Linked DNA regions of Mus musculus: region 1 is linked to region 2. Evidence: chromatin contacts called from ENCODE Hi-C or POLR2A ChIA-PET data. All regions are on one chromosome and are shown on one strand. Each heading gives the region's core, a stretch centred on a gene start or an enhancer-like site at or near the end of the contact. The rest is flanking DNA. Distances are from core to core; before and after follow the strand shown. Region 1 overlaps Igf1r (insulin-like growth factor I receptor). Region 2 overlaps Igf1r (insulin-like growth factor I receptor).

Region 1 (2,700 bases), core at 186-2,685, 120 kb after region 2:
AGGTGAAATCTGGTACCACTCTTTATCTACAGGTTTACTCTTTTCCACCATTAAAGGCTTAGAAAGATGGAGGGTTGATGACAGATGTCACATGAGGGCGTAAGCAGAGACTGAGCCCCAGCTGTGGAACCCCACAATTCTTAGAACACTGGATATGGCTGTATGGCGGACAGACTAAACTGTGAGCAAGTCAGTGACTGGTCAGATAGAAAAGGAGATGACAGTTCAGTGTCATGGTGGAAAGGAATCGGGGATGTGCAGAGTTGATAGCATAAGAGCCAGGAGGAGATCTCTGATTGAGATGGAGGGGGGAGTAAGAATCCACCTCAGAGACAGAGGCCTTCAGACAGAAAGCAGGGGGAGACCATCACAGCCACAAACGGAGCATGGCGCTGCTTCACCCCTACAGATGGCAATGGGTTGGTTATGCAGATGTACAGGTGATACCACTTCTGAAATTTTGCCTCTCCGCTCTTCCTTTACCAACAAACCATGCTAGTTCTAGTTTTGTAGCTAATTCTGGCCAGAGAAGTAAGAACGGAAAGAGACCTCTCTGCTCTTGGTACACAGTGTAGTTGGTGGGAGGTTGTGAAAGGTATGCCAAGAGAGGAAGTGATTTTAGGCAGAGTGGAAATTTGCCAAGTAGAGAAAACAGAGTTGTTGACCCAGCAGAGAAAACACATTAATTGCACGTGTGTAAGGAAAGATTTTCAGGGGTAGGCATACTCAGGATGCTAGGGAAGAATCCTAGAAATATTTGGCAAGTTTGCAGCGGGCACTTTAGTAGAAGCCCATCTCCACTGAAGACCCAAATCTGAAGATAATACCATTCCAGGCCTCAGGAAGTTCAGGGTCTTAACGTAGGAGTGGAGTCTAAATACAGCATTAAAGCCCTATCAGAGACTTAGTGCTAAGAAAACAAATTTCAGTCTTCTGCAAGAAGTGGGGTAGCTGGGCCAGGGAGAACGGTGGAGAACAGTGGCCTCTCCTGGGCAGGCAGAGGTAAAGTCTAGAAAGCATAAAAACCAACGTTGAGTAAAATGATGTGTGTGGTCTGGGCAGGGACCTGGGAACAGAACAAAGTGTCCAGAGGGAGGGTGCCTACAATGAAAGTAGCTACTGGTTTGGGGTCTGATGCCAGGCTGCAAGGACCAAGGAAAGCCTAAATCCATGTTTTATACAGCAAAGGTGACTTGGGGTGAACATTTACTGGGGTTGCTTGTGGCAGGCTCCATAGGAGATAGCAGAGGTGAGGGACTAGAATGGCAAAGGAGAATGCCAGGTGGCCAGTTTGCACTGTTATCTCCTATAAAGTACCCGTTATCGATATATCGTGATACCGATATATCTTGATTGTGAAAAGTGACAACGTGGTCTCTGTATATTCAACAAGCATTGAAGTGGAGAGAGCCGGCTTGGCTGGCCTCCTGGTCCCCTTTTACATTGAGGAGGCTTGCTCAGGATAGCGACTTGTGAGCATGTTTATGTGCGGGGTGAGCAGAGCCCCCCATCCTAAGAGCAGATGGTTTCCTCCGCCTGGGGTCCTGTAAGGATGGTGAAGCTGGAGTGAGGGAATGGGAGATTCAAGTGAGACTGCCAGAAATACTATGGGCAAGGCAAGTTAACCGCTTATTTCTTATCAAGTGGTCCCAACGCCGTCATGTGTTGTTTCTTTTTGTGTATGTTCTCCATCCCAGCTGCTCCCAATAGGCTCAGAGCTCCTAAAACTTGCTATCAAAAGATGTAGCTGTGTGTCTGGTGCACCAGCATGCCATTAATGGCGTATTGTATAGTGCAACAATTTTAGTGTGTGATTTAAAGCAACTTTCGTAAAAGACAATTTTAAATTTTTATTCGACGGTGAGGAAGGGGCTTCTGGACAAAAGCGACTAAATCGGTTATCATTCCATTGGAGACTTCGTCAGCCATACAAGAAGTGAAAATGATGGAAACAAAACCTTTGAGGTTCTGCACAAAACAAAAAAACGATGTGTGGCTTAAAGTCAGCAGTTCTGGCTCGGGGGGGGGGGGGGGGGGGCTCCAAACGACGCCTCCAGGTGCTGACTTTTGGGGCCACCCCCTTCCTGCCCTCCCCGCTGTGGCAGCCAGGATTCCTTTTGTCTCGGGTGCTTCCCCACCCCGCCCTGCCAGCCAGAGGGAGCTGGCACCGGGCGCCCTCCCCACCGCCCCTGGACCAAGGTTGTTTACTACTTTCTACTCGGAATAACACGCCAATCACCAGGGCCCGCCCTCTCTCTCAGCCAATCAGTTTGTTGGGAAATTCCACCTTTCCTAAGGGCCCAACCAGCGATTGGCTGCAGGACTTGTCAGTCAAGCTGGCATCCCGCAAGGATGCAGCTGGAGTATTAGGGACGCGATCACCAGAGCCGAGGAGGAGTAACCTTCCCATAAACAAGATGGGGGGCCCCCCAAGAAAGCACGGATTGGGGTGGGGAGCTGAAGCTCAGCCCAACCCCGGGGCCCCACCGGAGTGAAGAGGGCCGAGCGCAGAGCCGGGGAATCCCTCCCTCCGCCTCCCGCCCTTGCTGCAGTTGTAAACACGCTTCCCTCCATGTCTGTTTTTCTTTCTCTAACCGTGGCCATTACAGGCTGCTGTTTACAAAAATCCTGCAGGGCAGTGCTGTTCTCTAGGATCCTGTCCTCCATTCACCTTGCCTCAGGACCCCTTTTCAGGCTTTT
Region 2 (2,700 bases), core at 45-2,544:
GCTGTATCTATCTATGCACTCCAGGGGTGAGCATGGCACCTACTTTGTGAAGATCCACTTTCCCCCAAGCAAAGAACAGTATGCAGTGATAGTCCCCAGCAGGCTTAAAGATGGTAAGATCGTAAAATGTGGTTCTGACCCTGTCACCGTCACTGCTACTGAGGAGCGTGTCCTTCCAAACCATCTCTAGTTCCAAAATGGCGGGAAGAGCACCAGAACTCCCCTTCTCAGGACCAAGATGCAGAAGTCTAAAAAGGCTGGGCTTCTGGCCCCAGAAGCTGTTCCCTAGGATGTACACAGCTGGCCTTGTATTGGAAGGGGCAGCGGTGACACCTCCTGAGTACCTGTGGTTTTCTGGCTTCTCGGTGAATTTACGGAAAGTGCTGCTTTGACACAGAGGCTTTTCTGGTATTTGATTTCATGCGAGGACACCTCCTCCAAAAAAACAAAACGACATCAAATAAAAGGTAACAAAAGTAAAGCCTGAGACCTCACTGCTAAACTTGGCCTCTGAGTGCCTCTTGGCTCGCCAGAATCAACAGCTTGTGACTGGCTCACAGCACCCCATCTAGCCTTTGCCAGAAAATCCACAGAGCCGTGAGCCTGGCTACACTGGAAGCCAGCTTAGCTGCCGGGCCAGCCTTACTCCAGATAGAAAGACCACTGGCTGAGGTAGTGGTCATGCAAGGTATTGCATTTCCCTCTACCCTAAAAAAAACCGAGGAACCATGGTCATTGCTGATTGGAGCTTCAGGATGGTCCTCTGCTCCCTTTATCAACGGGAAAACGTTACCATCTCTGGATGGGTCCAGGGACTCAAAATGAGGGCAGGTGGTGTACACCAGATAATTCTGGGTTTTGTTCTTCCCCATGCCGTTCTTAAGTCTTGTTTATCAAACACTGGTCGTCAGGGCAGCACAGGCGGAGAGAGAATTGCTTCCCTGTCCCTGTCCCTTTGTATTTCTTTGCAGGCTGGTAGAACATGTCCCCTGGGGAGAAAGTGGAAGGGTTTGTTGAAGCAGTTGTAAATCCCCTGGAGTTTTTGCCCTGTGAGAGTCCAGCCATGTGTTTGGCAGGATTTTACTTTAACTTTTAATCTTCAGCTACCTGGGAAGACCCAGAGTATGTCTAGAAATGCTGTGGAGTCTTCCACCAAGCTGCTGTAGACTGCTAAAAGAGATCATGATGTAGACCATGAGACAGGCCCATGGCCCATGGTGGGTAGGCAGACCCAGAGCTGAACAAGAGGCCTCTGGCTTTCGCATTGTGTTAAGAGCTTGTCTCCATTCCCCGGGAACGCCTCTGTTCTGGTCAGCTGCTCCCACTGTGGGGGTGATCTTTATTTAGAAGGGGTCACATGCCCTGGGCCTCGGTGCTATATGCCTTTTATAGCCTGGTGTGGAGATTGCATTCTATCCTGATTGCGAACCCCTGGTCCTGAGGTGCTAAAGCAGTTGTTTGTGTTCACGTGTTTGTGCCACCGCCTAGTGATCTGTAGTTCTTAGAGCAATGTATTTAGTTCCAGAGGGGCTTTGCTTTGGGCTGGGTGGCCTTTGCTGGGCTGTCATTCTTCTGGATCCACTTTAGAAGTTAGCTTTTTTCTCTCTTTCTCTCTCTCTCTTTTAAAGTATAGAGTAGAGTTTATTCAGGGCATGGGGGAGGGGAGTTGAGAGGGTAGTAGAGACTGAAAGGCAGGGATGGACAGAGGAAGGGAGGGGGAGGGGCCAGCCATGAGCACGTGGAGAGAGGCGGGAGAAGGGGCAACAAGGGGACATCTTCATAGTGGTTTTGTTTTGAACTTGAGGTTTCTGAAGAATACTATATATCCCCTTCTATCTCTTGGCTACTTGTAGATTGGTTCTGAGGAATACTATATATCCCCTTCTATCTCTTGGCTACTTGTAGATTGGTTCTGGTTTCTTCCTGTTTCCTGATAACCCCCTTCTTTGTTTGCATTTCTGTTCTTATCTTGCTCTTCTCATGCCAGTGTAGCATCCTCAACTAGAGTAAGGCTAACATAGAGCACATGGGACTGTGGCTAATCTCATTCTGGACTGCACTGCTCGACTCTGGTGTATCGTGGTTCAAAGGTCAAGTTCGGCCAGTGGTGGGGTCTCTTTCCAGCACATGGTGTGAATCAGGGATTCAGGTTTAATAAGGGGGGTCTCTTCTGAGCTCGGCCCTATGGTAGAATGTTCCCCTTTGACAAGGAGCAGCAAGGCAAGGCTTGTCTGCCATCCACAAAACAGGGATGTTCAGGTGGTACCCGGAAAGCCCCCAGCACACTGACCAGCATTGGGTGAATTCTTGGTCAACAGCAGAAGCTGCTGCTGTTTTAAAAATAGCTGCATTTGGAGACCCTCTAAAATTTTGAGCATTAAGCTGAACTAACTGTATATGTACTGCTGTCCCTTAAGTGGTCTTTCTCTGTTGCCTTTCCTAAATTGCAAACATTGAGTTATCATAAATAGCAGGGCATAGTGTACGAGTGGTTCTTGCTAATTTAATCGGAATTGTTCAAATTTTCATGTCTGCCCAGATAAGCCATATCTTTAAAGAACACTCAGTGACGTACATACGTCTATCCAGATGCCACTAGAGAGAAACCTTATAGGTGTCTGTAGACTCCATTTGTTATCAGACTCTGAATTTATTCTGCTTGCAAGCTTGGTATTTGGGAGAATTTAAGAAATACCAACA

Evidence for each region. A loop is a pair of places that touch in the nucleus more often than their neighbours do. ChIA-PET counts read pairs that join two places held with the same protein, here RNA polymerase II (POLR2A).
Region 1: a map of heart shows a loop between it and region 2 (2.3-fold over the local background). The contact joins two enhancer-like sites. A Hi-C loop is called at or near these places in 1 of 37 maps with a recorded cell type or tissue (heart). POLR2A ChIA-PET finds 5 or more read pairs at or near these places in 1 of 5 experiments (Patski).

The regions. Positions count from the first base shown.
Region 1 is chr7:68,126,901-68,129,600 of GRCm38, forward strand. All of the region lies in intron 2 of Igf1r (insulin-like growth factor I receptor), which reads left to right. Among named protein-coding and RNA genes, the nearest start is that of Gm51488, 8.9 kb to the right of the region's middle. Within about 2 kb of position 1,436, at least 1 of the 3 ENCODE cell types and tissues checked has a DNase peak (open chromatin) inside an H3K27ac peak, as active enhancers do; it is heart, where a contact is called at or near this core.
Region 2 is chr7:68,009,042-68,011,741 of GRCm38, forward strand. The region is part of intron 2 of Igf1r (insulin-like growth factor I receptor); the gene reads left to right. Among named protein-coding and RNA genes, the nearest start is that of Igf1r, 58 kb to the left of the region's middle. Within about 2 kb of position 1,295, at least 1 of the 3 ENCODE cell types and tissues checked has a DNase peak (open chromatin) inside an H3K27ac peak, as active enhancers do; it is heart, where a contact is called at or near this core.